Linked DNA regions of Homo sapiens: region 1 is linked to region 2. The links are chromatin loops, found by intact Hi-C in ENCODE. Cell type or tissue: endothelial cell of umbilical vein. All regions are shown on one strand. Each heading gives the region's core, and the rest is flanking DNA. Links, peaks and the distances in the headings are about the cores only.

Region 1 (16,346 bases), core at 2,708-10,707, 1.1 Mb before region 2:
ACTAACCCCATGACTCAAGTTTACTTAGGTCACAAACCTGCACTTGCACCCCCAAACTTAAAATAAAAGTAAAAAAATAAAAAATAAAAAAAGTCTATTTGCCCAGTCTGGGAAGACTCAGAAGACATACCTTTTGCCATGGCTGTGAGAAATAAATTTGTGAGTGGAGTCCTTTCTTCCTTGAAGAGGTCTCTGTAACTCCTCTGTCTGCCAGACCTTACAGTGAGAGCTGTGGACAGTAGGAACTTTGGTCACTGAACTGGAAAACATAATTCAGCTGGAGTAATTTGATCCTGGCATATTGGCAAGGGACCATTGGTGGCATTCAACCACTAAAAGTAAGATGGGAGTGGTTGTTGTAATAGACAGCAGAATCAAAGCAGCAATCAGAATAACCTGACTTTCTCAGACCTATGGTGTTGGAGCAAGATGAATTTATTAATACTGCCTAGTTGATTGTGGCATTTCTAGAAGTGAAACAGACAGGAAAAATAATAAGTTCTTAATTTTTGTTCTAGCAAAACAATTCTAGTTCAGCGAATAAAAATCTAACCAAAATGATAAAACAGAGGGTCACGGCTGCTCAATCCATTCCCAGACTAAACATGTTTACACTTCCAAGACCCATTGTATGAATAGAAGATCAAGTCCCCTTGAGAAAGGACACTGTTTTGGTCTGTTTTGTGTTGCTATCAAGCAATACTTGAGGCTAAGTGATTTATAAGGAAAAGTGGTTTATTTGGCTCACAGTTTTGCAGGCTGTACAAGAAGCATGGTAACAGCATTTGTTTCTGGTAAGGACCTCAGGAAGTTTTCAATTCTGGTGCAAGACAAGGGGAATGCAGGCATGTCACATGGCAAAAGAAGGAGCAAGAGTGAAGGGAGGAAGGCCAGCCTCTTTTCAACAACCAGCTCTTGAGTGAAGTAACAGAGCAAGAACTCCTTTATTATCACAAGGAGAACATGAAGCCATTTATGAAGGATTCACCCTCATGACACAAACACCTCTCATTATGCTCCACCTCCAACACTGGGGATCAAAATTTAACATGAGGTTTGGAGGAGACAAATATCTAACCCATATTAGACTCTGGTACACTGTAAAAAATTTGTGTTGCTATTTTTTTTCTCCTAGCCTTCACCAAAGTGATCTATGACCTTTTACCAGGATAACTGTGCATTAAGAAAACGGATATAATTATACCCTTTTTGCACTACTAGGTAGTTGTTCTGGACAAATCCTATTTTCAGGAGATCTAAGACATCACTGTTGTCCACCAGTCAGAGTAGGGGCTTATGGAAGTCAGGTAACTAAAAAGGTTTCAGCTCAGATTCTTCCCATAGAGGGACAAGTATGTCCCTGACCCCAGCCTATGGTTATTTCCCTGGTTCTGGAAGGCATAAGTGGAATAGGCATAGTTAGCAAATGACAGAATCCCAACATTTGTTCCCTTACCTGTGGTGTGAAGGCTACTATGGTAGGAGTGGCCAAGTGGAAGACACTAGAAAAATCTCTATCTAGGAAAGTAACAAATCAGAAGCAATTAAAGTATTAAAAGATTAGCGCCACCACAAGGAACTAGAAAAATGCAGGGGTGGCAATTCCCACAACATTCCCATTCCTAAGCATGACTATTTGGCCTGTGCAGGAGATAGATGAACCTTGGAAAATGACAGTGGATTATGGCAAGCTTAACAAGGTAGTGACTCCATTAGCAGTTGCTATACCAAATGTTATTTCATTGCTTGAGCAAATTAACACTTTTCCTGATATTTGATATGTAGCTATTGATCTGGCAAGTGCTTTTTAGTCCATTCTTTTCAAAAGGACCGTAAGAAGCAGTTTTCTTTCAGTTGGCATGGCCATCAATACTTCTTCACTGTCCTATCTCAGAGGCATATCAACTCTTCAGCCCTATGGCATAATTTAGTTTGCAGTGATCTCAACTGAATTTCCCTTGCACAAGGTATCATCCTGGTCCTTGACATTGGTAACATAATGCTGATTGAACTTAGTGAACAAGAAGTAGCAACTCTAAGTCTATTCTAGACATATTGGTAAGACATTTGTGTGTCAGAGGGTGGTTTTACCCACTTTCATTACCTAGGGGCCCAGTGGTATGGGTCATATTGAGGAATTTCTTCTAAAGTGAGGGATAATTTGTTTCATCTTGTCCTGACTACAACTAAAGAAGAGGCACCACAAGAAAAGTGGACCTTACTGGATTTTGGAGGCAACACATTTCTCACTTGGTGTCTTGCTCCAGCCCATTTACCTAGTGATACAAAAGCGATTAATTTTGAGTGGGGCTCAAAATAAAAGATGATTCCACAACAAGTTCAGGCTGCTGTGCAAGCTGCTCTGTCATGTAGGGCATATGCTCCAACAGATCAAAACGTGCTTGAAGTGATAGCAGCAGATAGAGACATTATTTGGAGCCTTTGTCAGGAACCCTAAAGGTGAATCACAGAGCGGGCCCTTTAGATTTTGGAGCAATATCCTGCCATGCTGTCCTCTGTAGTTAGCTACTCTTTGTGTGTGTGTGTGTGTGTGTGTGTGTGTGTGTGTAGCAGTTCTTGGCCTGCTACTTGGCCTTTGTAGAGGCTGGGTGCTTAACATGGGCTAGTAAGTTACCAGGTGACCTGAGCTTCCCATCAAGAACCAGCTAGTATTTGACTCACTATTCCATAAATTTGGATGTGTACAGCAGAGCTCCATAATCTAATGAAAGTGGTGTATACCTAATTGGACCCACACAGGCCCTGAAGGCTCAAGTTAAGTTACACAAAGAAGTAGAGAAAATGTCCATGGTCCTCAGTGCTGCTATATTACTGTCTCTTTCCCAGCTTGTACCTATGGCCTCATGAGAAGCTTCCAAAGGATCAGTTGACAGGGGAAGAGAAGATTTGATGTCTAAATCCATCCATGCTGCTGTTAAAAAGTACCTGAGACTGGGCAATTTATAAAAAATAGAAATTTGTTTCTCACAGTTCTGGAAGCCTGAAGATTGAGATCAAGGCACCAGCAGCTTCAGTGTCTGGTGAGGGCTCAGTCTCTGCTTCCGAGATGGCTCCTCGTTCCTGTGTCTCACATGGTGGAAGGACAGAAAAGGCCTAGCTGGTTTCTTCTAGTTCTTTTATAAGGGCATGAATCTCTTCATGAGGGCAGAGTTTGCATAGACGGATCATCTCCTAAAGACCCCGCTTTTGAATACTGTTGCATTAGGGATTAAGTTTCAACATGAATTTCAGAGGGGGCACAAACATTCAAAACATAGCAATTGGGATTCATTCTCAGATGTTTCTGCACAATATGAATGCAGCATCCAAATGGACAATTAGAACACTGCAGTCAACTTCAAAGGCATTCCTGAAGAATAGAGGAGAAAAAAAATATCCCCCCAAGGGGCAGAAATGTGAGCAATCTACCTGGTTGTTCACGTTGTTTGGAAGGAGAAATGGCCTTATGTATGACTGTACGTCAATTCATGGGACGTGGCCAGTGGTTTCCCTGGATGGTCACAGACTTGGGAGAAACATAACTAGAAATTTGAGGAAAAGGTATGTGAATAGATATCTCTGAGTAATCACATAATGTGGAGATATTTGTGTCCTATATGGATGCTCACCAATGGATTACCTCAGCAGAGTAGAATTTTAACGATCAAGTGAATAAGATGACTTATTCTCTGCATATGTGTCAGCCTCTTTCCCCGTCCACTCCTGTCATTGCCTAATGAGCTCATAAACAAAGTAGCCATGGTAGTAGGAATGGAGGTTATGCATGGGTTCAACGACATGCGCTTCAACTCACCGAGGCCAACCTGGCTATGACCACTGCTGAGTGTCCAATCTGTCAGCAACAGAGACCAACAATGAGCCCCCAATATGGCACCATTCCCTTTGTTGATCAGCCAGCTACCTGGTGACATGATGATTACATTGGACTCTTTCCATCACAGAAAGGGCACTATTTCCAGTACTTTCTTTCTGGAATAGACACTTATTTTGGATACAGATTTGCTTTCTATGCGTGCAATGCTTCTGTAAAAACTCATCGGTGGGCTTACAGAATTCATTGGCCACCACCATGATATTCCATAAAGCATTGTTTCTGATTAAGGAACTCACTACCCAATAAACGAAGTGTGACAATTACCCATGCTCATGGAATTCACTGTTCCTCATCATCCTGAAGCATCTGGACGCATAGAACCATGTAATGACCTCTTGAATACGCAGTTACAGTGCCAGCTAGGTGGCAATACCTTGTGAGACTGGAGAAAGATTCCCCAGCAGGCTGTGTGTTGTCTGAATCAGCCTCCAGTATGCGGTACTACTTCTCCCATAGCCAGGATTCATGAGTCCAGGAATCAAGTGGTGGAAATGGGCCAGGTATCGCTCACTAATATCCTCTAGTGAGCTACTAGAAAGTTTTTCTTCTTGTTTTCATGGCCTTATGTTCCCCTGACCTATAGATTTTAGTTCTGCAGTGGGGAACATTGCTACCAGGAGAAACAGCAATGATTTCATTTAACTGGAAGTTAATGCTACATGGTCACTTTGGGCTCCTCCTGCATCTGAATCATCAGAAAGAGGGAAATTACTGAATTACTGTGGTGGGTGGGGTGATTGGTCCTGACTACCCAGGGGGAAATTGAACTACTTCTCCACAATGGCAGTAAGGAGGAATATGTTAGGCATGCAGCAAATCCCTGAAGGCATCTCTTAGTTTTACCATGTCCTGTGATTAGGGTCAAAAGAAAATTATAACACCCAATCAAAGGAGGACACTGATATCAGGACTTTTCAGGAATGAAGGTTTTATACCATCAGGTAAAGAATCACCACAGCTGAAGTGCTTGCTGAAGGCAAAGAGAATACAGAATGGATAGTAGGGGAAGATAGTTATAAATACCAGCTATAGCGAACTATGTGACCATTATCAAAATGAGGACTGTAAATGTCAGGACTATTTCCTCCATATTTTGTTACGGATATGTTTGTGTGTATAAGAAAACAATATAATTTAACCTCCCTCACTTATTCCCTTATTATGTAACATAAGATGTATTGACTTCATATATTTGTGTTGTTAATTTTATGTTATATTATTTAAGTTATAAGATGTCAAAGAGAAGAGTAAAAATCACTCAACACTTTACCTGCTCTTTAGGGGAAGAGATTAGTGTGGTTTTAGTTATGTGCAGAATAGCTCTATCATGTTTTATGAAATTATGGCCGTGCTATGTTCTTTATTTGGAGATTAAGTATGTGTACTAGTCCATTCTCAGGCTGCTAAGAAGAAATACCCAGGACTGCGTAATTTATAAAGAAAGAGGTTTAATTGACTCACAGTTCTGCATTGCTGGGGAGGCCTCAGGAAATTTACAGTCTTGCCAGAAAGCAAAGGAGAAGCAGACACCTTCTTCACAGGGTGGCAGGATGGAGTGAGTGCAAGCAGGGGAAATGCCAGACACTTATAAAACCAGCAGATCCCAGTCTGTCCAACATGGTGAAACCCCATCTCTACTAAAAATACAAAAATTAGTCAGGTGTTGTGGCAGGCACCTGTAATCTCAGCTGCTCAGGAGGCTGAGGCATGAGAATCACTTGAACCCAGGAGGCAGAGGTTGCAGTGAGCCAAGATGGCACCACTGCACTCCAGTCTGGGTGACAGAGTGAGACCCGGTCTCAAAAACAAAAACAAACAAAAAAACCCCTGAAAACAAAAAAATCAGCAGATCTCACATGATGAGACTCACTCATTAGCAAGAGAACAGCCTGGAAGAAACCACCCCCATGATCCAATTACCTCCACCTGGTCCTGCCCTTGACACATGGAGAGTACAATTCAAGATGAGATTTGGGGTGGAAACACAGCCAAACCATATCAGTATGGTTTAAGGAGAGGCGTATATGTGCCAAGATGAGAAGGGGTAGAATTGTGATAGTAAAGTTTATGTATTAGCTTTGCTGGGCTATCGAGTGGCTAGACATTAGGTCAAACATTCTGGGCCCTTATGTAAGGATGCCCCTGAATGAGATTAACATTTGAATAGGTAGACTGAGTAAAGCAGATTGACATCTCTAATGTGGGTGGAACTCTTCCAGTTAGTCGAAGGGGCCCTAATGGAACAAAAAAGTTAATCCTCTTGCAAATAAGAGGGAATTTCTGTTTTAGTGCTGGGACATTAGATTTTTTTCCTGCTTTCAGACTCATATTGAGACATATTTTCTTTCTGGGTCTTGAGCCCACCAGCATTTTGGACTGGAAATATACCATAAGCTCTCTTTGGTTCCCAGTTTGCCAACTGCAGATTGTCAGCCTCCGTAATCAAATAAGTCAATTTCTTATAATGAATATCTATCTATCTATTTATCTATAAATATATAATGAGTGTGTGTCTGTACATAGACACACACACATATATATGCATCAAGAGATTCAGTCTACCCATTCAAATGTTAATTTCATTCAGTAGCACCTTCATAGACATGTCCAGAATGTTTGACCTACATGCATAGAGAGATTAATTATAAGAAATTGTGTACACAGACACAAACACACATCTTATCAGTTCTATTTCTCTGGAAAAACCTAATACAGATTTCAGAATTATTTTTTATTTTGAATTAAGTGAAGTTCAGTTCCTTAGTTGGGATTTGCAGAAAAAAACTGTATAAGTTGAGAAGCATTTAGGGCTTTTTATTCTGGAATTTAAACAAGCTGATTTGAGCAGTGATTTCGTACCTCCACATGTCCTGGAATTTGAGATTGAAATTCAATGCTGCATTTGGTTTACCTGTGAAGCCTAAATCCTAATCACATTTCAATAATAGAGATGAAAATCTGGGTGGGGAAACATCATCCAACAACTGCACACAGTGTGCCAACTTTGTGTTAGATTCTGAAAGGTGCATAATGAGGAAAAGTGACCTCATGGAACACTGTACCTAGTGGGAAAGGAAGACCTTCTCCACATAAGTGCACAAGTAAATTCATAACCACAAATGTGGATACTATTTCAAGGGATTTAGTGAATTACCTGAGAGTATTTGTGATAGAGGCTTAATTGCCTCTAAATTATCAGAGAAAGCTTGTTGAGGAGGTGACAGGTAAAGTAAAATCTGAAGGACGTGGAAGAAGTGACCAAGTGAAAGGTGGAAGGAAGATTATCCTAGAACAAGAGAAAGCTTGTGGAAAGACCCTAGGGCAAAGATAGAGGGACAGAAAAAGTCATTAAGGCAACGCAACAATGGTAACTGGATATTTAATTATCAGAACAACTATTTCAGAAAGTCTATTTATTGTTGCATCTTCAATTTGCATAATTATGAATACTTATATATAAATATATTTGTATGTGTATATATAAAATAACATATACGTAAACGTTATACAAGTGTTTGAATAAAAGTTGTATGGTTTATACAATTGCTCAGCTGTTTATTCATAGATATAGTTGTAATTATTTATACACATATTTGTAAACACCAAGAAAAACCACCCTTCCTGTTTTAAATATCTTTACTGGCAATACCTGAAAATACCACCAGATGGTGATGTTTCTCCTAAAAGAATGATACTTCCTATTTTTTTTTTTTTTTTTTAAAAAAACGATATTAATTAATTCAAAATTTAATGGTGTCCTTGTCTGCTAATTCTAACATCCGAGGGAGTTTAGGATTCATTGGGAAGGATTGATTGACTCCATCATAATGAATTGTATCTTTCTGTTCTTTGCATGCCTGTAAATTGTTGGTTTAATACCAGATATTGTAAAGTTTTGCTTCCTGGGTGCTGAATATTCTTTTATTTATATTAATATGCTTGAATTTTGTTTAGGAATACAGCTGAATTACTTATTCAATAGTAATAGTTTTATCTTCCTGAGTCTTGTTTTTGAAATGTGTTAGGTGGCATGAGCACACTCAGTCTGGATCTGATTGTTTCCCATTACTAAGGCAAGATCTTTCTGTGCACTCTACACAGCGCCCCTTGAATCTTGAGGTTTTGTAACTAACCTAGCTGATGGGAATGGGCACTATTTCCAATCTCTTGTGAATCCAGTTAGACAGGACAGTGGCAATTTTTTCAGGTGGTTCTTTCCTCAGTCTCAGGTAGTTTCCTCATATACACAAACAAATCAAATACACAAGGGAACCCTCCGCAGACCTCCAGAGTCCTCGCTCTCTACATTTCTCTCCTCTCTGGTACTCTGCCCTGCCAACTTCAGCTACGTTGTTCTCTGCAGACTCTCAAATCTATTATCAATAAGGAATTTCTTGAGATTTTCCTAGGTACCCAAGGCAGCCATCTGGGGTAAATGAAACACTCATCTCATTTGACTTCCATCGCTCAGCAATCACTCGCCCTTCTTGCCTCATGTCCAGTGTCTGGCAAAATTTGTTTCATATGTTTTGTGTTTTTCAGTTGTTCTTCCTTGGCCAGAAGTAGAAGTCACTTTCTTGCTTTTTAACCAAAGATTTCAGATAACTTTTTTTTGGTGGGGGGAGTGTGTGTAATTTTAATTTTTTTTTTTTTTTTTTTTTTTTTTTTTGAGACAGAGTCTTACTCTGTCACCCAAGCTGGAGTGCAGTACCACCATCATAGCTCATTGAGGCCTGGAACTCCTGGGCTCAAGCAATCCTCCTGCCTCAGTCTCCTAAGTAGCAGGAACATATAGGTGCATGCCACTGTGCTCGGCTAATGTTTTGTTTTGTTTTGTAGAGACAGGGTCTCACTATGTTGCTCAAGCTGGTCTTGAACTCCTGGGCTCAAGTAATTCTCCTGTCCCAGCCTCCCAAACTGTTGGGGTTGCAGGTGTGAGGCACCACACCTGGAGTCTGTTATATTATTCTTAATATTGACTCATTCAAAATACACTGTGCAATTGCTCTGAACAACAATAATGCTAGGCTAGGGATATCAATGTGATCCTGTAACTGAACAAATTAAACACACAAATGTTTAGATACAGAAATAAGAAGGTAGATTTTTTTTGCTTGCAATTCACAATCATGTGCCTCATAACAACATTTAGGTCAATGATGGACTTCATATACAATGATGATCCCATGAGATTATAAGACAGTATTTTTACTGAACATTACCTATGTTTAGATATGCTTAGATACACAAATACTTACCATTGTGTTACAGTTGCCTACAGTATTCAGTACAGAAACATGCTATACACGTTTATGGCTTAGGAGCAAGAGACTATACCATATAGCCTAGAAGTACATCTAGATTTGTGTAAGTACACTTTAGGATGTTCATACAAGGGCAAAAATTACCCAACTGCACATTCCTCAGGAGGTATTATCCCCCTCATTTAGCAACAAATGACTGTAGTTTTGTTTTATTGGATTTTTCTAAATGATTATTAAAAAAACAGAATATTTTATGAAGACAAAGGTAATGACACTAAAGTGAAGGCTTCTTTAGAAGACAGGTCAAGTCACACAATTCTTTAGTTTAGAAGGTTGAAGTGGAAATATTGAGTGTTACAGACCAGAACTTCTCAACCTTTAACATATATATAAATCATGATCTTGTCAAAATGCACATTTTGGTTGCAGAGGACTTGGATGAGGCCTGAGATGCTGCATTTGTAATAAACTCTCAAAGGATACAGGTGCTCCTAAGTGATGTACTGAATTCGGCAAATAAGAGTCATCTGTGGCCTGGCACAGTGGTTCATTCCTATAGTCCCAGTACTTTGGTAGGCCAAGGGGGTGGATCATTTGAGTTCAGGAGTTCAAGATCATCCTGGCCAACATGGTGAAACCCCGTCTCTACTAAAAATACAAAAATTAGCCGGGCGCAGTGGTGCGCGCCTGTAATCCCAGCTACTTAGGAGGCTGAGGCAGGAGAATTGCTTAAGCCTGGGAGGCAGAGGTTGCAGTAAGCACCATTGCACTCCAGTCTGGGCAACAGATTGAGACCATGTCTCAAAAAAAAAAAAAAAAAGCCATGAAACAGTATGCTGTTCAGGGTTTACGTATTATCTATTTACGTATTTCAAAAGCCTTACACAGTATGTTGACTTATAGAAGTTCTCAATGATTATTATGGTGATAAAGTTTCCTTAGAGAAATTTTATCCCATGACTCTTAATATTTTGATCATATCTACCCTGTAAAAATCAATAAAAAAAACATGGTCTGACAAGCGCCAAATTTTTATTCAAATGCATGTATCTTTGCACTTTCTAAATTCCTTTCACAGGGCTTCTAAGATTCTTAAACCTCTTAATTTTTATACATGCTGACACTGTTAATGAGCAGAAATCTTAAGTTATTACTGTAAATTCCAAAGTTGATCATTGGTAGAATTTTTATTATCTCCCAAATCTGTAAATTTTGAATGATTTTTTCCCATGCCTTCTATTATACTGTACTCTTTTTCAGAAAGGAATACATTTTCCATTCCCAAAAAAGAGGATGGATTCTATTGCATAAACCTAAATGAGCTGACTACTGGGAGTTATAACTTTGTCATGGGTTTACTGGCCTGGGAATGTACAGTATAAGCGTGTGTTGTTCCCTAGGGGAAAGGTTTAAGTGCAGCTAGGACCACCTGTTGCTAAATGTTTCCTTGAGTAGCTCTTAGTACAAAAGGGGATGTAACCATTAATGTGTAGTTGCCTTCAGCCAAAGTGAAGTGGGGAGTATATACTTTTATGCAGATGACATTAGCACATAGACATTTGCATCCTAAGATATCAAAAGAATTAGTGACATTCTCCCTTTCTCATTCTCAATAGGGTTATACAGCTGTAGCAATTGCCTGTGGGCTATAAAAATAGACACTAGATGTTCTGGACCATGGGCTTATGAACCATGGGTACGGAAGAGTATTTTGAAAACCCTTCATGTGTAGAATCTGAAATAAATGTGCTTGTTGAGATTCAATAATGTTTGCCGATACCCATGTAGGTGCCGGGGGAACCTAAGGAAGAACCTTAGGGAGGCTGCCTTTTTGTGTGTGGAAGTGGAGGGAATGTTTCAGGACTTTTCCCAACAAAATTCAGAAAGAAAATCTCTGAAAATTGTTTTGGTGAACCCATGACAACTATTTCACTGTACTGACAATTTAGAAAAACAAGACACACGCACACACACACACACACACATTTCCCAGAGCAAAAGTGGACATGAGAGTATCTAGAAAGAGAAAGTGATTTCTCACAACACTGCTTCCATATTGAACTCTTTAATGTCTTTTGAAAAGCAAGGTCGGCCTCAGAACCATGCAGGCCTACAAGAATTCAACCATTTGTTGGTCTTTTGTTAAGATATTGATTAGATTCTTGTTCATTTCTTTGCAAGCCTCCCAGTTTAGTCTATTGATTTGTCTAAGCTTTTTTTCTTAGAGTCTTGAACTAGGTCATCGGAATAACTCTTAACATTTAACTAGAGTCATTAAAAATAAACAGACATTTGAGAATAGTGTAATTGGTTGTGAAGGCATTTCCAAGGTGGAAAGGCCAAAGGTGGCAAGGCAAGTCCTTGTGGGCATGTTGTCTTTGAGACCTGACTTACTCTGCAGTTCTCCAAGACAACTAAAGACTTCCTATAGCTTCAGGCAATAATTTGTCCGAAGACTGTTGTAAGAGTTTGGCTAAAGAAAACCAGAAAGCCTATGAAAACATGGCTTACTAGTAACACATCCCAGCTGTTTGCTCCCTGTTAAAAAGTAGAGAATGATGTGTTCTGGAACGGCTTAAGTGCTCTGCTGTGTATGTTTTTAGAACTGTACAGAGTCTTAACAGCATGAGTCCTGTTCATTTTAATCAGAGTTGTGTGGTTTAAACTTGTCTCTGAATCCAGCTTTTTGCTATTGATATGTCATGTTTAGTGTATAGTCTCTGGAATTAGGTTATTGCCAAATTTCTATTGTGTTTTTGGTGATCATGATCCCTGTGATTTTCTTACTCATCCAACTCAAGTAGAAAGATATCTTTACATCTCCTGTTAGAGCATAGGTTCTTTGAAGACAATATATTACTCATGTTTTTCTTACCGTGAGCAATAATCCTCAAATCACTGCATGCATAAGAGCAGCAGAAGAATCACCTGGAAGGCTTGATAAATCACATATCACTGGGATGCTGCATGAGAGAGTGTGATTCTGTTGGTCTGGGGTGGAGTCCAAGAATCTGCATTTTTAACAAGCTCTCTGCTGCCAATTCTGAGACCTCATTGAAATAGCACTGCCTTGGAGCCCTGCTCCACAGCCCTATCAGGCCACTAATTATATAAGATATTTTATAACACAGCCTTTACTACTCTAAAATGAAATCCATAGATAATATAAACTACCCACATACTTATCTTTAAGTCAATATAATGGTCTAATTATATTGTAAAAATAAATTGCAAATGAAATTAAGAGGAAAATAATTTATGATAAAATAAGTATTTCAACATGTCAATGTTTGGACATAACTACATTGGAAGATATAATTAAGTTGTCATGCTTATACTCATTCATAGGATCACCTTAAATGTCAGTTACAGATGTAGATATGTTGTGTAGCTACTAAAAATAATGACTAGGGTTGCCTTCTGTGATGTGATTTTCTGAAATAGCAAAAAATTATTGAGAAATTGCCAAACAAAATAAAGAATATATTTTCTCAATGTGTCTGGTAGTTGCTATTAATACAGTGTAAAAGAGATACTTTGTATTTATATGTAAAATGAATTTAAGTTTTAGGCTTAATATATAAATATGTTTTTCACCCACATGAATGTCACATAAGACCAGGTTCATTCTTCATTGTGTGAGACTATTCCGCACATTGTAGAACATCTACAACTCTAGGTCCTACTCACTGAATACCAGTAGTGCACCTCAATCTCCAAGTTCTTCTAATGCCTAAGGATACACCTTAACTAGTATATCTTCTTTTTTTTTAAGTTCCGGTGTACATGTGAAGGATGTGCAAGTTTGTTACATAGGTAAACATGTTCCATAGTGATTTGCTGCACCTATCAACCCATCACCTAGGTATTAAGCCCAGCATTCATTAGCTTTTTCTTCTGATGCACTCCCTCCCTCCACACCCCCAAAAGGCCCCAGTGTGTGTTGTTCACCTCCCTGTGTCTATGTGCTCACATTGTTCATCTCCCACTTATCAGTGAGGACATGCTGTGTTTGGTTTTCTGTTTCTGCATTAGTTTGCTAAGGATAATGGCTTCAGCTCTGCCCATGTCCTTGCAAAACACAGGATCTCATTCCTTTTTATGGCTGCATTGTATTCCATGGAGTAAATGTACCATATTTTCTTTATCCAGTCTATCACTGATGAGCATTTGGGTTGATTTTATGTGTTTGCTATTGTGAATAGTGCTGCAATGAACATATGTGTGCATGTGTCTTTATAATGGAAAGATTTATATTCCTTTGGGTTTATACCCAGTAAGGGGAAATGTGAGAAAATCTTTGCTATCTATTCATCTGACAAAGTCTAATATTCAGAATCTACAGGAATTCAAACAAATTTACAAGAAAACCGATTAAAAAGTGGACAAAAAAACATGAACAGACACTGCTCAAAAGAAGACATTTCTGTGGCCCATAAACATATGAAAAAAAGCTCAACATCACTGATAATTAGAGAAATGCAAATCAAAACTATAATGACATATCATCTCACGCCAGTCAGAATGGCAATTATTAAAAAGTTAAGAAACAACAGATGTTGGTAAGGCTGTGGAGAAACAGGAACACTTTTATACTGTTGGTGGGAATGTAGATTAGCTGAACTAGTATATCTAACCTTGCTATCTTTAGTACCTTAAAGATAGTATTTATTTTAATTTATTATTTTAAAAATTGAAGAGAAATGCCCTCCTATGCTGAGTAGAGATTGGTTATCAGACTCTTTTTTCTTGGATGTATTTTATCAAGTCACTGTTTCTTTAAAAATAAAAACTCAACAACAATGATCAATGGTATTTTTCTTTACACTAGTTATTTTTACCTAAAATGGGTGTTGGACATCTTCATCATTGTGCCTTTGCATCATTATTTCAATCAGCTTGTAAATCAGCTGACAGCAGAGTAGCCTTTGAGTCACACTCAGCAGCTGGACTGGGAAAATGGCTTGAGTCCAATTGCATCCAGCTGTGGTCTATACCTAGGTTGTTGGTTTGCCCTGATTTGCCTTGGACAGTTCTAGTTTACACCTGTGGTTTTGCTGTAATTATAAACAATTACATTCATTCTCAAAAGTGTCTCTATTTGGATAATAAATTATATTGTCACCCCAGTTATACCTCACTAATAATACCAGGTGCTAAAGAGATTGTTTTTTTACTTTGTGTAAGATAAGAAATAAGTTTCTAAATGGAAACACCATGGCAAAATTTTCTGCAATAAATCAAGACTTGGTAATTCTTAATGTTCTGAGATTTTAATAAATTACTCTATATAGAAGCGATTTACTATAAACTGAGTAGGATAGGGTATTTTCATTACCAACCATCTTGATGTAAAACACTTATTTTTTTTACATCTTTGTGACCTTTTCTTAGTCTGACTGTGTACAGTCATATCCCAGAACATTGAATGTGTGCCATCTGCTTCCTCTGAAATTTAATGGCTAGGCTGAGGTTCACTGAGAGAAATTAAGAGGCTGTGACTTTTCTTTTGTCCAAGTCTTTGAAAGGAGCAATCCACATCCAACCTCATGTTCTTAAATCCTTTCATCTATGCACTGGATCTTGGAAGGAAACTCGGATGTTAATATGACCATTTGGTGGTTTCAGCATCAGTCTTGCTGCCCTAATCCTCTTTTCTGGAGTTAGCCTGGGAACCCACAAATCTCTAAAGTGCAGCCTTTCTCCATGCTTGCCTGGATCTTACAACCAAATTTCTGAGGCTTCTCAACTATTTCTACTAAATCTCAGCCTCTTTAGTGAATCTTCAAATACCTCTCACTTTCTCTTTCTTTCCCGTGTCTCTGATAATCGTCTTTATTCCTGTCCTTATATCCCAGGCTCTGGCAGAGTTTATTGCTTAATTCTGTGTAGTTATCTCAGTAACAATGGGCTGCCAGTTATACACATACACACACACACACACACACACACACACACACTCTCTCTCTCTCTCTCTCAAAGAGCAATAATTGCTTTAGGTTTAAATATATTTACTTAATTGTGGTCTAAAGTCAGTTTTTATTTTTCTCTTAACCTGATTTATCTCAAAGTAATTCACAGATAGATCTTAGTCTCTAAGGTAAGAATTAAATGACACAATATGTATAAAGCAACTAGCACAGTGTGTGGTACAATGTAAATATTCACCAGGACAAAAATATTATTGATAGTAGTAACAGTTTTTTCGTTTATGATAAGTGAATTTTCTAGGTCCAAATTTCAGGGCAACCCTTACTACAGCACTGGAATGAGAGAAGCATTCCATGGGATGGCTTCTTTAAAAAAATCATGTTTCCTATATAAAAGCACTAAGTCCAAAACCCCTCCAATAGCAAAACACTCCAGGTCATTGCTGTCCTATAGAAATTTCTGCAGTAATGAAACTGTTCTATATCTGGGCTCTCCAATATGGTAGCCAATGGCCACATGTGGCTATTGAACATGTTGTATGTGGCCTCTGTGGCTGAGGACCTGAATTTCTAATCTCAACCACCTTAAATTTAAATTTAATTGCATGTGATTAGCAGTTATAATATTAAAGAGCCCAGCTCTACAAAGATCATCTTGACTAATAGATGTTTATTAACAATATTGTCCCTTATTCTCTGCATACTTATTAGGTTGCATATTGCACTTTTATTATAACCATCTATTTGATTTTCCCCTTCAACGCTTCAGCACTCATTCATTTTAACCAGCTGCCTCCTGCATCAAATTCTTGGAGTAATTAGCATCTCAAAATGAAAGTTACCTTTGACCCTTCGTAACAGTTGTAAGATTATTCCCCTCTGGAGAAACTGATGACCTGTTTGCACAGCTCTTCGTTTAGTGGTTTCAATGTGAACTGTGAATGCTTGATACCTTGGCACACCAAAGGGATGCAAATACTGTGTCCAAGGGCGTCCTGCCAGGGTTGTGTGCGGGTCACCCTGACCCAGCCAGAAAGCTACAGATACCATGGCACATAACCTGGGTCCTTATTGAAGGAGTAGTTTTAAGAAATTAGCCAATCTTTTTATAATAGAGAGTTCTCACAAGGCTCAATGATAAATATTTATGCTTCTTGGGCCATCCGAATGGCAAACGACTTCCTTAACTTTGATAAATGCATTCCTCTGCTGTAATGATGAGAGTCACATGCTCTGTTGGAAAAGATCTAGCCAGCG
Region 2 (16,328 bases), core at 8,274-16,273:
GACACACACAGGGCTGTGTCCAGGTCTGTCAGAAGAGGTAGCCAGGCAAGCCCCAGGAGTCCAGAAAAATCCACAAGCTCCTCCCAAAAGATTGTGTGGAGAATACCAAGCAGGAAAAAAAATGTCAACTCTTCATATTTTAATTACAAGTGATAAAAAAATCACTAGATACATAAATCAAATTATTTTTGTCAGGCCCAGGGAAGAGTTTAAGAAATGGCCATAATATGTAGGTTCTTGACTTTGCCCATTAACTTCTTGTGTGACCTGGCTTCAGAGTCCCCGTCTTAACAATAGAATGGGTGATTCTGAGAAACAAAATAACTTACTTTCATGAAGCCAAAAAGGAAATAAATTGTACTTTGAGTTTTAGAAAAAGATAATGGCTCCAAAATTATGGTCCTTAATCTCAAAAATGGTTATAATAAGAGTATGCTTTGAAAAAAAAAAAAAAAAGTTTGGAAACTACGGTACAACTGCCCCCTCCAAATGGCCATAATTTCTATCATGACATCTGATGTAGTTTACTATAGATAAGGGAATTAATTTTGGATGGAAGACACTATCTTTAAAATTACATCTACTTGGCATATGACAGCATAAATGACATTTTTCCCTTTTTTTCCATCACATGATCCTTTGGCCATAGATCCTCTCTTCAGTGTTACCAAATTATAACATTTGAAGCAATGGAATTATGCAATCAAGGACTTGATTTCTATTTAAGAAATATAGTCTGATACTAAACCCACTCATAGTCACAACATGAACTTTTAAGCAGCTCAAAATAACACAAGGAGATGTGTCACTCCATCCTAACTCACGCGATGAGAACATCTCGGTAAGACATTCGCTGCTGCATCCCAGCACCCTCCTACCAAGCCAGCACAATGATGGAACGCGTGTGGCGAACACTGAGAGAAATCAATGTTGCTCATTCCACTGGTCACGTTAGACATCTTCCATGTGGTTCGTCTGTGGGATGGGTTTAGTGGGAATCCCACATGCAGCCTTATGTTTTGGAGGCAGCCCCCTGCCCTTCCTATTCCTGGACTTGGTCTGGTGAGGCAAGGAAAATGCCTTTGTCATACAACACAGGAATAACTCACATTCTGTTTTTAAGTTTGACATCCAATCCTCAGCACTTTTTCATTAAGTATGCTTCTTTCCATTCCTTTTGAAACCTTGCAGTTGGTCTCAACCCCAACAGTAATTCAGTAGGTGCAAGACTTGGTAAAGAAATGATCCCTTAAACTTGACTTCTAGAGAAGGGAGAAAAAACATCATGCTGATTTGTAGAGATTTCTTAAACTCTTTAAATGCCTTGAAAACCCTCCCTTCCGTTTCCCACACCAAGGGTCCCCGAAAGTCTATACAAGAAACATAGCAAAAGCACAGGCTATAGCCCTGGTGTTTTCTTAAAGTGTACGTTTAGTCTGGGCATTAGCTGGGGAAAAAAACTGTATGAAACTGAATCAGATTTTATAGCAAGGTGGTAAAGAGAAAATCCCTTGGGACTGAATTAACTCTGGCAAATTACAGAAGAATAAAAAAAAAATCAGGTGAGTCGTTTTAAATTTATACCCGAGCAAACAAATTAATTTTGCTGTGATTCCAGACCACTTTTTGCCCTCATCTGAGGGGAAGAAGTAGCTCATTTTGACAGCCAAGGATGTAACAACTGCTGGTCTTTATGCACTCGATAATTCATTGAGGTTGCTTTGTTTTTGTTTTTGTTTTTGTTTTTTTAAACTCTAAAAATGTTTGAAATTGAACTACACCCTCATTAGCTGGAAAGCTTAAATTGGTAGCAAGGCCCGACTTCTCTCCTAGAAACATTTTTTTATTCTAGCATCTGACCCGGACTCCTCCCCGCACTGCCAGCCTCATTGGATCCCAAAAAGACAGACACCCACAGCTGAATTTGAGTCCAGACACCATATTTTGGGGAATGACTAAAAATACCAGCCCACCTATTTTTAGCTTGGAGAATAAACATTATCTGTGTGTTTCTTTGGCTCCCAGGAGATTGTTTTTAGTCACAGAATTGAATACCCCTCCTTCCCGCCATGGATTATTTTTAAAATGTGGGCTCAGAAATAGCCCACATACAGAACAGTGAAGGCCTGACTGCCCTCAGAACTAGGAATGTACTGTCCAGAATCAAAGCTGATGCATTAAATATGCCATCAACAGAAGTTAGAGGCCCAGAGAACCAATACGTTTTTATTGAGGACTTGCCATCCTCCAACATCGTGCTAAGATCAACACTTTTGGTTGTAAGAAGCAGTCACTCATAAGCTATCAAATGAACTGGGTGAGAAGTTGTGATGGGAATTAGGGGTGAAGAGAGAATGAATTGATAAGATGGACTAGACTGGAAAGACTATTCAGAGTGTGGGGAAGAGCCTTACTTAATTTAGCCAAATGGGGAAATTCAGAAGAAGTTGAAGTTAATTTCTATTTCTATTTCATTTCTATTTCTGTTGCTCTTTAAACTGCTGGGTCATCCCATGTCAAAGACTGCAGTGATATTGGTGATAAAGAATGTATTCTCAGCATAGTCCTTAAAGGGGTCCCTGTCACAGGTCTCAAGTTTTAGAGAGCTTCACTCTGGGCCTCATCCAGCCACAACCTTCCCTAAGGATGAGCTGTCCATGAGGCCAAGGGAATGTGCCCTCTGGGAGCCCACACTTACTTATCCTCTGCTATCAGTTGATTTGTGTCTTCCAAATTTATACATTGAAGTCCTAACCCCAGTACCTCAGAATATGACCTTCTATAGAAATAGGGTCTTTACAGATGTAATCAAGATAAGGTCATTAAGGTGGACCCTAATCCAATATGACAAGTGTCGTTATAAGAAGGGAAAATGATGCCACAGACTCACACACAGGGAGGATGCCATGTGAAAGTGAAGTCAGAGATCAGAGCGCTGTGTCTACAAGCCAATAAACACCAAAGATCACTAGCAAATCACCAGAAGCCAGAGGAGAAGCCCAGGAAGGATTCTTCCTCACAACTGTCAGAAGGAGCCAATTTTGCTCAAACCTCAATCCTGGACTTATAGCCTGCAGAACTGTGAGACAATAAATTTCTGTTGTGTAATCCACCCAGTTTATGGTACTTGGTCCTAACAGTCTTAGCAAACTAATATAGCCTCCTTGTAGACCAGACCTCACTACTAGGGCTATCCGATCCCTTGGGTCCCTTCTAGGGGCTGCTGAAGGCAGCATATGTCTCTAGTTTGTGCCCCTCTAAGCCCCTCTAAGCCCAAGGGGTAACCAAGGGACAGCTGTTCATGTGGCTTAGATGCACCAGCTTGCACATGAGAGAGCCCTTTGCTGGTACAGGAGGGAGGTGGAGGGATAAAGAGAGGAGCTGCAGGCCTGGACTGAGGTCAGTTCCTCTTCCAATAGAGACTCCAAGGATTGTAAGAATTCTAAATTTGAACCTTGCCTTTTAGGTAAGTAAAGACAATGGTGAATTTATCAAGATAGGAGGCTAAATCGCGTTGTTTTTAATGATTTGTTAGCTTACCTTTTAACTTCTAAATAGTCTTATCTGGGGTCAGTTCTCTGTTCTCTGGCCTCAGTCTCTGTTCTCTGGCCTCCTTCTGTTCTCTGGCTTCAGTCTCATTAAGATTTGGGGAGGGTGGGACTATTTGTTTCAAACCAAGATGCCATAGCCCATGCCAACAATCTGAAATAAACCTCCACCCAGCACCGTCCTTACATTTGGAAATGAAGCCATCACACATCCAAGGCTAAACAAACCCTGTGTCCTCCTGCATAATGAAATTTTACTTGCTTTGTGAAAAAAGACATATTAAATACAAAAACCTAAAAATATAAATTCTTTAGCCAAAGTTTCCCACCAGAGCTGATTATTTTTTAAGAACTTGTATGTTCTAAAGGAAAAAAGAGATAAAAGGCTTTGGAAAGGCCCAATTTTAGACAGCAAAGCCACCTGGGCCCACTTAGTTTCACTGAAGCTCAGTGTTTTACAATTGCATGATCAGTCCAAGAACACTTACCCTTCATTTCAGTGGCCCACCCTCAGCTCACTTAGAGATCTGCCCAGCCAAGACAATTAGAAAACTATGTTACAGGATATCATATAAATGTATATCCACTGATACCGTGGCTTGAGATCCTGAAGTTTGGAGAAGATTAAATACAAACCTACACACTTAATGGTGCCAATTGGTTCATAATTTCAGATGGCTGGAATCTGATTTCAGGACATTTATGACTTCAAGCTTTTCCAAAAGGAAGTTCTTAAGAAAAATATAGATGTAGGGATGGTGAAGCCAAAGGCTAAATCAGGTTATAGAGTGACCCCCAAGGATATGCATTAAAGGAGAATTACATAGCAGCATTAACATGGCGGCCACAGTAATGGTCTTTTTGTAGGTCACGTGTTCAGACAACATTCAGAGAGCAGTAACTGAGAATGTTCTGGATACAAAACAGGAAAAAAGTGGCTGTATAAAACTGTTTTGGGACTTCCCTGTGAGACCCCAATTAGCATTTCGACAAGAGGCCTGGCTCCATTGACATGCACATGAAATAATCCAAGTTCAAGACAAAATTATGTAAAAATAGTTGCTAAAATTTTGCTAAAATCATGTTAAAATAACTTTTTAAACTTTTAATTAAAAAAAAAGAAAACTTATTTTCTGCCTTCTTGTTTGACCTACAAATAGTCTGTCCAATTGCCTTGGAAAGCAGGAAATAGTTAATTAAAAAAAAAAAAAAAAAAAAAAGCAAGCAGGCCAGTTCATAAAAGTGAGCAACAGACTCCAACACCTCATATTCTCACTGCTTTCCCTTATAAAATAATAGAAAAAGCATCATAAAATCAATATTAACTTGTTTAAGGAGCTGTAAAAGAGCTCTCTGGTCATTTGCTCCAACTATAAAATTATCTCATCATCTCAGTGAACTGCCAATCCTTTAAGAACTATCTACTATGGCTGTCTATTAGTCCTTAACGACATAGTTTTATAACTACTGGCATATCTTTCTTAAGGTTGGAGACGAGTTTTTTAAAGCAAACATATCAGGTAGTGCAGTGGAAATCTTTCAAATTTACCAAAAGGTACTCTATACATTCATGCAAACACACAGTGAAACAGTAATAAAACTTTCACACCTCTTTCCCAAATAAAACACCATGAAGTATTGTATAGCCAATGCAATCTCTAGAAACTAACCTCCCCAAATTTTCTTGTACTTTTCATGATAAACTAAAAATATTAAGTCATAGGACCACTCACATGCAATTTCTAGGTCAAAGAATAACGCATATACATTATTTCCCAGCTTTTCTGTTTTACTTTTCTTTGAAGAAACAACTCTCAGTGCCTCTTGACTGGCTTATACTACTAAGATCTTTTTTCCTACTATGTATAGTCCCTAGATCACTGTTCCCTAATTTTGTGGACACAAGTTAGAAATTTCCATCAGACCTCATGGCCAAGAATGGCTCTGCTTTTCTTAAGAATTAGTGTGTTTCTTATATTAGGAACATGGTAATTCTTAATGACTGATGATGTTTCTCTCTTTGCCTTGGCCACCAGACCACGTTAGTTCCTCTTACCCCTACCAGACAATTTTTTTCTACCTTCATTTCTCCTCTTATTTTAATTATCTTCAATTTTATCTCCTAAGTTGCACAACTTTTTACCTTAATATTTTTATAGAAAAATATAGTCACTTTTTTTGTTTTATCTTAAAACTATCATATAAAATTATTTTAAATTCCCTCCCCTCCCATCAACTTAGAGCAGATGTTTCTAGGAAACCCTTCTAGATAACGTGACTCAAGTGTTTCTAAAAATATACCCACCTTTACCTTAACTTCTTCAACCTCATGTTAGATCAGTACTTATAAGCACATATCCCCCAAAGTGTAGCTAGATCTCTAGATTGTTAGGATTGGTTGCATGCAGTTTATCTCCTTCTTCCATGTTTCCATTTAGCTGCAGTGTTTATATTTCCTGGGACAGGTAAAGCTACTTGAGATTGAAGAATGTGCCCACACAACCATCCCTTGCTGGTTAACAACCTCATGATTCCTGGGCAGCTCACGTTGCCTAGAAGGCTGTTATATACATCATAGCTTTTGCTATTAATAGTCAGGATAAGATAGGTTATGCAGAAGTAACCAAAGAATACATCTCAGTGGTTTCACACAACAAAGATTATCACTCATACAAAATACACTGCAAGTTCAAGCAACTTCCCAGGGCAACCATTCTCCATACGGTGCCTCAGTAATCCATGCTGCTTTGGTTTATGAGACAAAGTCATCACAACACAAAGGTACATCCATGATCAGAAAGACAGAGGGAGAAACAGGAGAATTGCAGAGGCACTGGAAGCAATATACTTCTCTTATGCTTTTATTAGCCAGAAAAATTCACGTGCCCCTCTCTAATTGCAAGAGGACTGGGAAACAGACTCCTCTATGCCCAGGGAGGACAGGAGAGCCAGATGTTAGCAAACCCTACTAACATCTGGCTCTCCTGTCAGATCTGGCTCTCCTGTAGTTTTTTTTAACTACTTTAAAAAAAGAAAAGAAAATTCAAGTTGCTAGCTTGTCACAAAGAACTAGGAATAAATTCAAGTTTTTACCAGATGAAATTATTTGAAGTGATTTAATCCAGTAATAAGAATATATTTACACTCTGGTGAATTTATCCTTCTTCTCCAAAACCACTGCCAGCTTCCCACTGGCTCAACAAGAGTCCACTCTCTCACCTCCGCAAGCAAGGCTCTTCAAGCTCAGCTTCTCTTTCCAGCTTCATCTCCAAGTACTTACCCAATTAGCATTTTGCTCTAAACATATGAGACAGCTCACGGCTTGTACTAAACTGTACATTTTCCCAAAATATACTTTGAGTTTCCCATTTTAAAACTCTAAAAGTTTATTTAAAGCTTTCACAAAAAGCTTGCTCCCTATTTCAATTACCAACCACAAAACTTATCTATTTAACTTGTAGAAAACAACCAACTTAACTTTTTTCTTCACCTTACCACCACTAATGTTTTAAATATTTTAAATATTATTTAATATTTTAAATATTTTAAACATTATTTAATATTTTAAATATTTTAAACATTAATATTTTAAATATTTTAAACATTATTTAATATTTTAAATATTTTAAACATTATTTAATATTTTAAATATTTTAAACATTATTTAATATTTTAAATATTTTAAACATTATTTAATATTTTAAATATTATTTAATATTTTAAATAAATAATTGCTCAGAACTATTTCCTCTTCAGCATGAGGAGTTAAGATGCTAGGTGCTCTTCTCTAGAGTGAAAAATATAAAAAACAAATTTAAAACAAGCCCGATTGAACAATCTAGACTTTACTTTTTAATTTTCTACTCTAATTTTTAGCATTGTAAAAATAACATATACTCGTTTCAAAAATTTAAACCACTGCAGAAATATTTAAAATTAATAGCTCATATTTGTTATTAGCCCTGTAATATGCTAAGCACTTTATGTGAATCATGTCATTAAATCCTGACAACAATCTTATAAGAAGTACTATTGTTTGCATTTTATAGATGAAGAAACTGAAGCATAAGGGAGTTAAATATCTTTTTATCACAAAGATAAAAAGTGGTAAAGCTTTTATTTGATCAAGCACCACGCCAGGAATGAAAAGTCTCTTAAAATATCACCCTCCTTAAAATCCTACCCCCAGTTAGAAATTTCAACCTGGGCTTTTAAAGATGGTAAATAAAATATAGCGAACTTTTTCCAATGAGAACATTGACCTATAAAAGAAAGAACTTGCAAGTCCCTGATTCATTCAACTCCCCACAGGAGCAGAGTTTTTGAGAAGCGTTTCTTTTTAAGAAAAGCTGTTTAATTGGTTCATGGTTCTGCAGGGTGTACAGGAAGTGTGGTGCCAGCATCTGCTTCTGGTGAGGGCCTTAGGACACTTCCAATCATAACGAAAGGCAAAGGGAGAACACATGGTGTCACATGGTGAGAGTGACAGCAAGAGAGCTAGGAAGGGCTGTCCCAGACTTTTAAACAACCAGATCTCTCATGAACTAACTGAACGAGAGCTCACTCATCACCAAGGTGATGGTGCTAAACCATTCATGAGGGATCCGCCCACATGATGCAATCGCCTCCCACCATGCCCCACCTCCAACACTGAGAATCACATTTCAACATGAGATTTGGAGGGGACAAACATACAAACCAGTGAAGGGGAAAGAGCTGAGGAAGGGGAAGGTCTCAGCCTGATCCTTGGAACGGAATAACCCTGTATGCCAGAGGCTTGGCTTCACTTTCTGATGACTCCCAGACCCATGTTTCACTCCCGTCTCCCCTCAGCTTCACAAGCTTTACTGAGTGCTGGAGGTGGACAGCTCCCTGTCTTCAGGAGCTCCCAGTGGTCATCCACGCATGCAGGCATCTATGCTAGGGCGCATGGCACTATCACTGGGTTACTTCTATGCCTTGCACTGGGAATTGAGTTAGTTCTTGTCAATATCCACTCCAACACAGCAGTTTACAAATACATTTCAAACCTAGTTTTCTAAAGGTGCTGAAATGACATTCCCCCAAAATTTTCACTTTGGACTACAATGATGGGTTGTTACTTCCATAAGCAAAAATGCAAACTTTATTTTCCTTTTAGAAAACAAATTAAGTTCAAGGGTATATGTGCAGGTTATATAGGTAAACTCATGTCATGGGGTTTGTTGTATGGATTATTTCATCACCCAGGTAATAAGCCTAGTGCCCATTCTTTATTTTTCCTGATCCTCTCCCTGCTCCTACCCTCCATATCCTGGTAGGTCCCAGTGACTATTGTTTTCCTTTTTGTGTCCATGAGTTGAGAAGTACTTCTTGTCCTATCTGCCCAATATCTTCTCTCTCTCAACTTGATTCTCCCACTTGGCATCCTTCTTTAGGTTTAAGGTGCCAATCTACCTCTCAGGTGAGAGTACTTTCCAAATGTCATCTGTTTATATTATTATTAATAAAAAGAAGCTTGTTGTCTAGAATGGCTAACACAAATAACCACTAAATCACCATGCAGACTGACTGTCAACTGTAGAGCAGCAGAATGGGACCCAAAGATGCATCTTTAGTGGAGAAGAAGGGAAAATCTCACTGAATTCAGAGTATTCTCAGAGAAGGTTCAATGGGAAGGGTATTGCTATGAGCCTCCAACAGACCACCAGTGGGTAGAGTGAGAGGAAGTGATGAAAAGAAATTCAAGAAGGACCAAATGAACATAGCTTGCTGGTTACACTCAGCCATCCTCCTAAATGACTCTCCAAATAGTTCAAGTAAAGAATATCCTTTCTGTTTTGAGATGGAAACATTGCCTTCACCACCCCTTTTATACTTGAGGGAATCCTGAAAGTAAGAAATTCTTTATTTGGGGAAAGGTAACTCCAAGAGTCTGTTGAAAGCAATAGACCCTAACCCCAGGGGAAAAAAAAAAAAAAGTCTATGAACAAAATTTCCCATGTAATTTCAGGAGGCTTCCAGACACCAAATGAAAAGCTGGTATTGTCAGCAGTAAAAAGAAGAAAATGGACAATGCCCTATATGATATCCTCCCTGTGCCTTCACAGTGCTAAGGGGAGAGAAAAAATGCATAAACTCACTTCATATCATCCTAAGTGTCTTTGCGCATTAGAAAGAAAGAGGGAGGTTGATAAGGAGATATGCAGGGGAAGTGCCTCCCTCCTGTTAAGACTCTTTTCTACCCCACACCAACAAATTACCACTGTGATTATTGTTGACACACCTGCAACGTGAATGACGCCCTCTGCGGTTGCCTCAAGGACCATCTGTACAACCTATGTGGAGCCTGAAAGACCATTAAACAATCAGAGAATATGAACCACAACAACAGGCTAATGAAAGAAATGTGACATATTAATCTAAGTGAGAAGCATGTCGAGCATTTTTTTTTTCTCTCCTGAGACAGGAGTTCACTCTTGTTGCCCAGGCTGGAGTGCAATGGCATGATCTTGGCTCACCACAACCTTCGCCTCCTGGATTCAAGAGATTCTCCTGCCTCAGCCTCCCGAGCAGCTGGAACTACAGGCATGCACCATCATGCCTGCCTAATTTTGTATTTTTAGTAGAGACAGGGTTTCTCCAAATTGGTCAGGCTGTCAGGCATCTCTTACAAAAAAGGACAACCACCAGTTAGTTCTTTGCATTAGCCAAGGACAAGGCAAAAGGAAGAAGTTTGCAGGTACAGCACGAAACATTCCGGCTACAGAGAAGGAAGAACTGAGTAACAGGAGTGGTTGAAAGACTCTAGCTGGGGTTGCTTAAGATTGTCTAGCATTTCCTTTCTTGAGATTCAGGCACATTTGTTCATTCACAAAGTACCTACCAGCCTTTGCTTAGGCATTCACAATTCCCTCTTAGATTTGAAATGGAATACCAGATCTTTTTATCTCATACTACTTCTAAGCTAGTAGACAGTTGTGATGGATAAAGATTATAGATGAGTTAAAACAACAGCAAAATGTCCTCCCAGCTCCAATTCTTACTTATGAGTGGAAGGTTTAGCCAAGTCTATTAAGTCCATTTACATCTCAAATTAGATGTTACCACCCCACAGCAGCCTTCCTTGTGGCACACCAAAAGTGGGTTTCCCACCACACCCCAAGTAAACTCTATCTCAGCCCACTTACTGATTTCCTTCCTATCACTTGCCAGAATTTGCACTTTTTCACTTGTTTATTTACTTATTTTGTTTGCTGTTGTCTGAATTAGAATGTTAGAACCGTAAGAGAAAGAAATATGTGTGTTCTTATCATACTTGTGTGTATTCCCAGCACCCAGAGTCGTGTCCAGGGTATGGCAGCTGCTCAGCAGTTGAAGAATCCATGAACCTTTCTCAGCCTTTTTTTTTGCCTGTAAATCAGAGGTTTGCTGTGAGGACTGAATGAAAAAGGAAGGGCTTCTATAGCAGCCAGATCTATTCCAGCCAGCTCTGCAGTCAGGAGGCATCTTGGCTGCTGTTCTTCTAACTGGAAGTCATCATCAACAGGAGTGTCTAGAAGAGCCAAAGGCAGAGAAATCGATGTCTGCAGCCTTCATCCATCAAGTCCTAGCAATGGCTCCCTTTTTGTCTTTTTTCTAGCTTTATGTCATAATTTGCTGTCCCCAGGAGAGGATGGGACAAACAAGTAGGAGGGAGAGGCTTAGTAACAGGGTCAGGGGTGGTAAACCTCTTCTACTGCAGCCACGTGTGGCCCTCCCTTAACACTTAACATCCAGGGCAATGGTGTGCCTTAAGATATTCTTCAGCATTTCTCTGAGGGGCTTCTCTGAGATCAGATCATAACAATGAGACCTGTGGTAGTTAATTTTAGATGTCAACTTGACTAGGCTATGGTACCCAGTTGTTTGGTCAAACACAAGTCTAGATATCACTGTGAAGGTATCTCTCTTTCCCTCTCTCTCCATATATATGGGCTAGTATGTATATATATATATATATATATATATACATATATATATATATATATATATATACACACACACATATATTATTTCTTTGTGGGGCTTGAGACCAGATTATAGCAACGAGATCCATGATAGTTAATTTTAGATGTCAGCTTGGCTTGGCTATGGTACCCCATTGTTTAGTCAAAAAATAGTCTAGATGTTCTATTTTTTAAATGGTTCTGCTTTTCTGGAGAACCCTGAAACAAGATCATTGAAGCATTTCTCAAAATTTGTGATTTTTACATGGAGAGAATCTACATTTTTCACAGAGATTAAAAGCCATTTCATAATTCTTTCTTAGGAAAATGGTCAAAAACACCAGGCTATATGAGAGGAACGGTCCTCAGGAGCGATCTGTTGTAAGCGCCTTCTGGCCTCCTCAGAATCACTTAACCTAGGCTACCCCTCTGTGATTCAGAGAAAATTGAAACCACAGTTTAGAGCCTCAAAAAAGTTCATCGAGTGGGGAAATGAAGAGCTCCTCAGAGTTCTGACGCAAATGGAAAAGATTTTTTTCCACCCCCGGCTACCCCTCTGGGCCCTTTCACCACCTGGGAAAAAAAGTGGCACATGATTGAACAGCGTAAGTGTCTCTCCCTCCCTCTTGAATTCCATTTTTTAAAAATCTCTTTTCTAAAAATACAGGGAATTCTATGAATCTTTTTTCTGCTTCTGAAATATTTTCTACAGAATCTAGTACTTGCAAAGCGGTGATTATGAATGACTAAACAGTCTTGCATATATTTCTGGAATACTTGGAAATGCCTCTGTTATTTTTGGAAATGTGTGCTTGTTCAGGTTATTCCGGCAATGGGCAGCTACTGCAAACATTCTTTCGTGATAAAAAGCCTGTAGCTCCACCTACTGCTTCCTCAAAGATGACAACAGGGATTTCAGTGCTAAAAAATGAAAACTAAGATCCTCTTAAACAGTTTCATTTTCAAATTAAAGCTTATATATTTAGTTGCTTTCAGTAAAAATAATATGTCTCTACCACTGGCAAAAGATATATAGCCCATACATTAGGCATCACTAGCAAAAAGGGGGAAATAAAAGCAGTCAAGGAATGAATTGAGTATTTTGAAACATCTATCAATGTCTTTGCCAATATCTGCTGAAAAGCAAGCGAGATCAGAGAAATCTTTGGAGAATACACAACTTTGTGGAAAGAATTGACTTTAAAACATAAGCAAAATAATCACAAACATGAGGCCTGATGGTATCAGTGAATCTTATTTTGCCTGGATTTGAAGAAAATGGTGAAATGGGAGCTGTAGGCAAGAAAGAAGCAAACGAATCCAAGTCTTTAAATGTTCTTTTTAAAATGGTCCAATTCTCAACTTCCTTGTCTTTTCTCATGGCTCACTCACAGAGGATCTGGTCCAACAAACAATTTTTACTGAAATTAATTCTTTTGTTTTGACTATTTCCATTGCTACCAAACCTCCAAATCAACGCCCCTCCATTACAGCAAACTTTCCTTTCTAATTTCTAGAACCTCAATCACAATAGATTATGCTATTCTGTAAGATCAAGAAGTGCCAACAAAGAAACTTTTTTCTATTCTTTTATTCTTCCTATGAGTCTAAAATGCTTTTCAGATAAAATCTAGTTTCTTTCTACCACAGCTAATAAAATAAAACAATACCTTTCTCCTATTCGCAATTTTAAACTGTGAGGCATAGCTGACCTACAACAGAAAACTGGGAAGAACACTGAGAGCTACAACATCAGTGTTGTCCAGGGGTACAGTCTGTTTGTTGCTAAGTCTAAGGGGATTTTTTTTTTCTGCTTTCATTAATCAGACTTAACTGTTTAAAAGTATAAAGCTTTGGTTTCACAGTACTGCAACAACATATTGTAATTATATCACATCGAAATATTTTGCACCTTTAAATATTGAGAAAGGTTTTTTTCTTTTGTACAACTTTTTAATTTGATTTATTTTTAACCCTCCAGAGAAGTTGCCAGAATCAGACCAACACCTCCAAGGTACTTTTTATCCACGTCCAAATTGGGGCTAACTGAAATTGTTTCCCATTTGTTTTCTCCTTTCTCTCTAAAAGGAATTTTTTGCAACCCATTTGAGAATAAGTGGTAGACATCATGCTCCTTTACTCCTAAATATGTCAGCGTATATTTCTTAAGAGGAAGATGTTTTCTTACGTAACCATAGCACAATTATTAAAATATAGATTTAACATTGGTATAATTCTACTCTTTAACCCACAGTCCACATTCAAAGTTTACCTATTATCCCAACAATGTCCTTCAGAGCTATATTTTTTTATCCTACTCCAGGATCCAATCCAGACTCACACTTTCCATTTCATTATCATACATTTTCGGTCTCCTTTATTTTGGAGTAGTTCTTCAGCCTTCCTTTGTTTTCCATGACCTTGACATTTTTTTAGAGATTCTTTCATAGAATCTCCCCTATTTGGGGTTATGCATCCTTTGGTACAATTATCACAGAAATGATGTGTTCTTCTCAGCATATCACATCAAGAGAGATAAGAGATGCTGGCAACGATAACTTGGATCACTTGGTATGAGATGGTGCCTGTCAACTTTTTCTATTATAAAACTATTATTTTTTCCTCCACAATTAGTAAGTAGTTTGTAAGAAGATACCTTAAGGCTATGAATATATCCTGTTCCTCATTCAACTTCATCTACTAGTTTTAGCATGCATTCACAATTTTTTTCTGAATTACTAATGATGGTTTCAAAATAGTAATATTCTAACTCTATCATCCCTTCTACATCTACTAGTTAGCGAACTATCTTTAGCCTTCTTTATTTTAATATCATCCTCCAGCTAGTAATTGCAAATCAGGAACATATTCACAAAGACCTAAGGTGCTTCTTGATTTGAAAGAGGATTCTGAAAAAATTTTGAGTATTAAATCCTAAGGAAAATGTTAAATACCCCCCACCAAAAAAAAAAAAAAACCTCCAAACCTTTAAGCAAATTCTTCCAAAAACTTGGAACTATCAAATCAAAACTAAAATTTTTTTTAAAAAAAGAAAAGAAACCTCAAGTATCCTGAGAGGTGGTCTGATGAAGGCCAGGAAAATATATCTTCTCCCTCTGTAGTCTGAGAACCAGGGGAAGCATTCATCCTGAGCATTTGTTACCTGAGGCCACTGTTCAATCTCTACAGTTCTGCAACTTGAAGAAACCTGGAAAAATCTTTGAACTCACTTCCGACCTTGCCACTTCTTCCCAGCAGGGCCTCACATAGCAGTCTCCTCAAAAGACAAAATGAGCTTACCCTGAAGATCTTCAGAAATGCCCACCCTCTGCCAAACAGCAATCCTTCCTGTCCGATAGGATCCTGTAGCTAACCAAGGCCCTTTATTCCGCCTTCCTTTCATTATTAGCCTCAGTGTAACGATCCAGCAACCAAGTTTCATAGCTTCTGAAAGAACAAATTTTTGAGTCTTGTGAGAGTTAGGTTTATTCAGCAAATATTCACTCTGTTACCCCTTCCTTTGTGGGTGAAGTTTATTTCCCTGCTCCAGGGACATTGGCCTTGGCCGTATACTTGCAACCTGTTGACACTCCATTGGCCACGGCAAGTGCCATTCCACCTGCTTCCACAGAGTGTGGCTTGACCTCCTACTTCCTGTGATAGCCACGAGAAGAGCAGGGCTGGGTGGACACTGTCTCTTTAGTCTGAGCCCCCAGATAAAAAATGCACAAGGAACAGACCTGAACCCAACTCACAGCCTGGATCTAAGACCAGTCAACCCTCAAACTGTAGTAGTCATGCATTTGAGGCCACTTAAGACCAACTAAACCACAGGTCCCCTGAAGACCTATTGAGCATGAGAATAACTGCCAATTATGTGTCACTGAGTGGTGTATTAGCATTCTCTAAAGGGACAAAACTAATAGGATAGATGAATATATGATGGGGAGTTTATTAGGAGAATTTACTCACATAATCACAAGGTGAAGTCCCACAGTAGGCCATCTGCCAGCTGGGGAGCCAGGAAGCCCATCCAAGTCCCAAAACTTCAAAAGTAAGGAAGCTGATAGTGCAGCCTTTATCTGTGGCCAAAGGCCTGAGAGCCCCTGGCAAATCACTAGTGCAAGTCCAAAGAGTCCAAAAGCTGAAGAACTTGGAGTCTGATGTTCGTTGGCAGGAAGCATCCAGCACGGGAGAAAGAAAGAGGCCAGAAGACTTAGCAAGTCTGCTCATTCCATGCCTGCTTTTATGCTGGCAGCTGATTAGATGGTGCCCACCCAGATGGAGGTGGGTCTGCCTCTCCCAGTCAGCTGACTCAAATGTTAATCTCCTTTGGCAACACCCTTATAGGCACACCCAGGAATAATACTTTGCATCTTTCAACCCAATCAAGTTGACACTCTATTAACCATCACAGTTGGGGATGGTTTGTCACCCAACTTTGCTATGGCATAGCTGACTAATACAAATACCATAATAAAATCCTTCCCTACTACGTTCTCCAGATTAAATAAACCCAGTTCTATATCACCCTATTATAAGGCCCTCTTTTGAAGCTTTTTTCTTGTTTTTCTTGCATTTTCTTGTTTTCTCCTTTCTTAGCTTTCTCTATAAGAAACTGCTTTGTGACTTAAGAAACGTTTTCCTCCAGAAAACCTGCTGAAGATTCTAGGCAGCGTCATAGTGAGGCATTTCTTTGGACTTGTCTCGTGGCATGACAATTCAGAAAAGGTTAAGATAAAAATCTAAACAGGCCGGGCGCGGTGGCTCACGCCTGTAATCCCAGCACTTTGGGAGGCCGAGGCGGGCGGAT

What was found. A loop is a pair of places that touch in the nucleus more often than their neighbours do. Peaks named below come from ENCODE experiments on the same cell type or tissue, not always from the same donor. Only the 100,000 strongest peaks of a DNase experiment are listed, where the experiment ranks them.
Region 1: it touches region 2 in a loop (3-fold over the local background); 3 of 110 quality-filtered maps call a loop at or near these places.

The regions. Positions count from the first base shown.
Region 1 is chr20:7,367,332-7,383,677 of GRCh38, reverse strand. LINC01706 (long intergenic non-protein coding RNA 1706) reads right to left here. Exons shown (of 3, transcript NR_110610.1): 3 at 15,177-16,346. MIR8062 (microRNA 8062) reads right to left here and starts at 12,070; the gene lies at 11,986-12,070. In endothelial cell of umbilical vein, for the core only: a CTCF peak has its summit at 7,545 (motif pointing right); no DNase peak of the experiment used is centred there.
Region 2 is chr20:6,261,447-6,277,774 of GRCh38, reverse strand. No RefSeq gene overlaps it. Among named protein-coding and RNA genes, the nearest start is that of FERMT1, 150 kb to the right of the region's middle. In endothelial cell of umbilical vein, for the core only: a CTCF peak has its summit at 12,388 (motif pointing left); a DNase peak (open chromatin) is centred at 12,354; H3K27ac peaks cover 361 bases; H3K27me3 peaks cover 388 bases.